2 separate regions of the Homo sapiens genome follow, and region 1 is linked to region 2. A link is an interaction called in ENCODE POLR2A ChIA-PET data of the cell type or tissue named here. Cell type or tissue: MCF 10A. All regions are shown on one strand. Each heading gives the region's core, and the rest is flanking DNA. Links, peaks and the distances in the headings are about the cores only.

Region 1 (2,816 bases), core at 153-2,652, 330 kb after region 2:
GGAGCAGGCACTCTCACCCTCTGTGCATGGGAGTGTAAATTTAGGAGAGTAAGTTGACAACAGGTACTAACATTTTAAATCCACTTCCCTCTGAATTAGCCATTCCACTTCCAGAAGTTGACCCTATAGAAATAAAGCGTGACAATGTCAGTTAGAGACTGATACAAATATATAGTTACAGGTGTAGATATTAATGTTTTCTGTAATCTTGTAATGCAGAAAACTGAAAATATGCAGCCATAAAAAAAGAATGAGATCAGCTGGGCGAGGTGCCTCATGCCTTTAATTCCAGCACTTTGGGAGGCCAAGGCAAGTGGATTACCTGAGGTTGGGAGTTCGAGACCAGCCTGACCAACATGGAGAAACCCTATCTCTACTAAAACTACAAAATTACCTGGGTGTGGTGGCGCATGCCTCTAATCCCAGCTACTCAGGAGACCGAGACAGGAGAATCGCTTGAACCTGGGAGGCGGAGTTTGCAGTGAGCTGAGATGGCACCATTGCACTGCAGCCTGGGGAAAAAGAGCGAAACTCTCTCTCTCAAAAAAAAAAAAAAAAAAAAAAAAGAATGAGATCATATCCTTTGCGGGAACATGGATGGAGCTAGAGGCCATTATCTCTAGGAAACTAAATCAGGAACAGAACAACAAATACTGCATGTTCTCACTTGTGAGTGGGAGCTAAATGATGAGAACACATACACACATGGAGGGGAACAACAGACACCGGGGCCTGCTAGAGGGTGGAGAGTGGGAGGAGGGAGAGGATCAGGAAAAAGTAAATACTGGGTACGAGGCTTAGTACCTGGGTCACGAAATAATCTGTACGCCAAACCCCTGTGACACGAGTTTACCAATATAACAAACCTGCACATGGACCCCAAACCGAAAATAAAGGTTTTTTAAAAATAAGAAAACTGAAAGTAACATCTATCTATATTTTTGTCTATGTTTATATGTATAGCTATATATCAATTGTGAACTGAGTGAATAAATTATGCTATGTCCATGCAATGAAATTCTATGCAGTCATTGGAAAAGGATAAGGTAAATCTATCAATACTGAGCTGAAAAAAATATCCATAGTATATTACTGAGTGTAAAAAATACAGATCAATATTAAGAGCATAATCCCATTGAAAAAATTTTTTTGAAATGGGGGTCTCACTGTGTTGCCCAGGCTGGTCTCAAACTCCTGAGCTTTAGTGGTCCTCCTGCCTCAGCCTCTCAAGTAGCTGGGACTACAGGTGTGCATCCCCACACCTGGCTCTATAATCCCATTTTTTTTTTCTGAGATGGAGTCTTGCTTGATCACCTAGGCTGGAGTGCAGTGGCATGATCTCTGCTCACTGCAACCTCCACCTCCCAGGTTCAAACCATTCTCCTGCCTCAGCCTCCCAAGTAGCTAGAATTACAGGCATGTGCCACCACACCCAGCTAATTTTTGTATTTTTAGTAGAGACAGGGTTTCACCATGTTGACCAGGCTGGTCTTGAACTCCTGACTGCAGGTGATCCACCCTCCTCGGCCTCCCAAAGTGTTGGGATTATAGGCATGAGCCACTGCGCCCGGCCTAATCCCATGTTTAAGAAGGAAAAAATGTATTATTCTGTAAACTATCTATACACTTACCCGTAAAGTGATGTCTACTTAAACTTGGGGAAAGTTTGGGAAGACTATGCCCCAAACCGGTAACAGAGGTTAGAATGTGGCAGGGGTGGGGGATGGGACGGTGGTGCTGGGAGCTGATGGGTAAAGATGGGCATTTCCCTTCTTACTGGACGATGTGTAGAGTGGTGGGATCTGGGGGTGATTTCTGAACTCTTTTTGTCTGTTTTTCAGCGTTAGAGAAAACATTAGGGATGCTTTGCCCGGACCATGGCATGCAGCCCAGCTGTGTGTCCAGGAGGGCATGTGAGGTGGGTGCTCATGTGGGGGCTGGGTCTTGGTCACACTGCATGGCTGACAGAGGCTCCATGTCCTGCACCATCTGGAAAGCAGGCGGAGGGGCCAGTCCAATGGGCCGTCAGCCTCTGCCCTACCAGCTTTAGGTGGGCCCTGAAATTGCTCCAAGGCACCTGAGGGACAGGACAGGAAGAGGGGTTCACGCCCCACTCTGCCCCAACATTTTCTGACAGTCACTCCATCCTCTCTGCCTCAGTCTCTCTCTCTTTAAACAGGAACCACATGGATTGCAAAGGCAAAGTTATGAAATATATACAATATGACCCTATAGTGTAAAACTATATATCAATTTTTATTTTTAATTATTATTATTATTTTTTGAGACAGAGTCTCGTTCTGTCACCCAGGCTGGAGCTCAGTGATGTGATCTCGGCTCACTGCAGCCTCTACCTCCTGGGTTCAAGTGATGCTCCTGCCGTGGCCTCCTGAGTAGCTGGGACTACAGATGTGCGCCACCATGCCCAGCTAATTTTTGTATTTTTAGTAGAGATGGCGTTTTGCCATATTGGCCAGGCTGGTCTTGAACTCTCGACCTCAGGTTATCTGCCTGCCTCAGCCTCCCAAAGTGCTGAGATTACAGGCATGAGCCACTGCACCTAGCACTTGAACCGGGGAGGCAGAGGCTGCAGTGATCCGAGATGGCACCATTGCACTCCAACCTGGGCAACAGAGCAAGAATCCATCTCAAAAAATAAAAAATAACAATAAAGCCAGGTACGGTGACTCATGCCTATAATCCCAGCACTTTGGGAGGCCGAGGTGGGCAGATCACCTGAGGTTGGGAGTTTGAGACCAGCCTGACCAACATGGAGAAACCCCGTCTCTACTAAAAAAAAACAAAAAACAAAAAAC
Region 2 (2,816 bases), core at 219-2,718:
TGCACCCGGCCTGGATGTGCTCTGTTCCTAAAAAAAGTACTCATCCTCTATGCCATAGTGATTTGTGGACTAAAATCCTAGGGTTAGAGGCAATTACAGCTTTTCCCCCTACATAAAGTTTCAATGGAGAAATGGTCTGGAGGGGGAACACAGTTTGTTGATGCAGAAATGAAGGCCTGGTGAGGCCTAATGTAACAGAAAAAGTGTTATCAGGATGTTAGAGTATAGACAGACCAGGAGGTATCGTACAAATACTTGAAGATGATGATGGTAACCAGTGGAGGACAACAGTAAAAGGAGGTTTCAGACAGGAGAGGAAAAAGTAACACAAGAGGAGCAGGAAGCACTGACTCCCTGGAGGACCAACTTTTTTTGTTTTTCAGACAGGGTCTCTGTTGCACAGGCTAGAGTGCAGTGCTGTGATTCCGGCTCATTGCAGCCTCAACCTCCCGGGCTCAAGTGATCTTCCCACCTCAGCCTCCCAAGTAGCTGGGACTACAGGTATGCGCCACCATGCCTGACTAATTTTTTCTTTGTAGAGATGCAGTTTCACCATGTTGGCCAGGCTGGTCTCAAACTCCTGACCTCAAGTGATCCACCCGCCTCAGCCTCCCAAAGTGCTGGGATTACAAACGTGAGCCACTGCACTCGGCCCCAACCTTAAGCCTCAATGTGGACATTATGACTAGATTAAGACCTAGAATGTTCTTTAATTTAGGAAGTCCACTAAAATAGCCTTGCTGAGTTTGGGGATTTTTGTCACAGCCTCATCCACCCCCTAGCAAATTTATTCTCACAGTCAAGTACGCAACACTCATGTGCTTACCATGTTTCACCTGTTTAAGCGTGGATGCCACTTGATAGCTAAAAACAGATTCGCAGAGGAATCTCTCAGAGCCATCTACAAACAAAAGGAGAAAAGGTTTTAATCTGCTCTAAAGGTTTTATGGCTTCTGATAAACCAAGTAAACTTGTCTATTCTTTTCCCTGCTTGTACATTCAGGGTCTAGTTCTCAGTGTTTACAAAGACGGGTTCTGCTTCATTTAGAACTAAGACTGTTATAAAAGCTATTTATTCTATACCTAGAATATTAAAATAGTCCCTCTACTTAAGAGTTTAAAAATAGTGTTTAAAAAAACAAAAACAAGAAACCTCCGTCTGATGTCCTGGTCAACACTTCCCTCCTCCCAACCTGAGAGTTCCTTAATGTTCTCCTGTATGTCAAGCAAACACTGGCAGCTGACACATTTGGCCTTGTGGCTGGCTCCTGTAGTGTCAAAATATAAAGGTTCACCAAAACTCCAAATCATTTTCAGTCTAAAAAACAAAGCTGAGGAAAAAATTGTTGATTTTTAATATATCAAATTACATCACTCTGACAATCACAGAACACTGCTGGGAAATTTCATTCTGTGAACGCAAACTGTAACCTTGATTTTCCAACTGAACCAAAACACTGCAATTTGGATGACGATAAGAGTATGGTGCAAGTTCAGAACCTAGAATTGTACTGGTGCCAAGAACTGCCAACAAGAAGTGGCCAACTCAGTTGCCACAGCACTTGGAAGATGATCATGAAACATAAGCTAGTTCATGTTATTCCTTGTCAGGCAAGGGCTGATACAGCAAAACATATTCTCAAAAATTTACAGCTCACGTAGAAACATTTGATTTTTAAAAAGGTAGCAGAAACCATTTGGGGGATGTACCTTATTGCGAAAATCCTAAAACAAACGGGGAGAGAGGACACAGCTGTCCTTTTTCAGGCAGTACTTCACGTTAGCACTACTAGGCCTCAAGCATTCACCCATCAATCATGGGTTGTTGTGTTGGCCAGGTATTACATGGCAAGCAGACAGGACTAACACATTCTGGCCTCATGCTGAGTTTCACACAAAGGAAACCTTATTTCAGAAGTCACAATAACCAATTAAAAAAAAAAACAACTATAGATACTGTATCCAAAGAGCTTGAATATATAACCAAGAGGGCATCCTTCCAATATCATCTTCAAAGTGATCAAAAAAAAAAAAAAAAGAGAAAAAGAAAAAAATGAAAGTATAATTATTGGGATGTATACTTTTTGTATTCTTCAGAGACAGTGTTACATTCTGTAAATTCAAACTCAGTCTCAAAAAAAAAAGGGGTTTGAATGTCAGCAGTCATTATCCTATTCATATTCTTGCTTAAAAAGTCCAATTATAACTCATATTTTATTTTAGAAAGAGGAAAGCATAGACAATTAGAGTTTACCTCCCAGATGGTTTGATCCTGAACTTTAGGATTACACACAAGGCAGTGGGAATTATAGGCTATAAGGATCAGGCCAAGATGTATATGGAAGCTCCTGAAAGTGCCACCTCTCACTTGCATTTAATCACAGGCACCATTAGGATAAAATAGTTAAGTTGTGATATTTGCATATTTTCCTTGGTAATGAACTTCAAAGCAAAAGGATATAAGCTAAACTTTCAAAAAGGAACCTCTGCATTTCACTCCACCACACTATATGCCTGTGGAACACACTTTTGCTGATTTGCAGCTCCCTATTAACGTCCAAGTCCAATTGCTTCTTAGCCACATCCTATTAGATGTGGTATCAGTACCAGTCTAAAGCCTGGAATTGCTCCAGAACGGAGTCAGCTGGGGGCAATCTCTTCCATTTAGAAACTGTAATCAAACCCTTTGTAACACAGCAGGTAGCAATACATCAGCTTTCCTTGTCAGGGACAAGCACAGGTCATAAACAGGGAAAAGTTTAGTAAATTACCCAAATCTAACACCATAGCCAACTCCAATAAATAAGGATGGTAAC

What was found. ChIA-PET counts read pairs that join two places held together with the same protein. Peaks named below come from ENCODE experiments on the same cell type or tissue, not always from the same donor. Only the 100,000 strongest peaks of a DNase experiment are listed, where the experiment ranks them.
Region 1: POLR2A ChIA-PET joins it to region 2 with 5 read pairs; 7 of 35 experiments call an interaction of 5 or more read pairs at or near these places.

Annotation. Positions count from the first base shown.
Region 1 is chr10:71,901,683-71,904,498 of GRCh38, reverse strand. No RefSeq gene overlaps it. Among named protein-coding and RNA genes, the nearest start is that of LINC03139, 25 kb to the right of the region's middle. In MCF 10A, for the core only: no CTCF peak of the experiment used is centred there; no DNase peak of the experiment used is centred there.
Region 2 is chr10:72,228,451-72,231,266 of GRCh38, reverse strand. ANAPC16 (anaphase promoting complex subunit 16) reads right to left here. Exons shown (of 4, transcript NM_173473.4): 3 at 827-901. Among named protein-coding and RNA genes, the nearest start is that of ASCC1, 14 kb to the right of the region's middle. In MCF 10A, for the core only: no CTCF peak of the experiment used is centred there; a DNase peak (open chromatin) is centred at 1,506.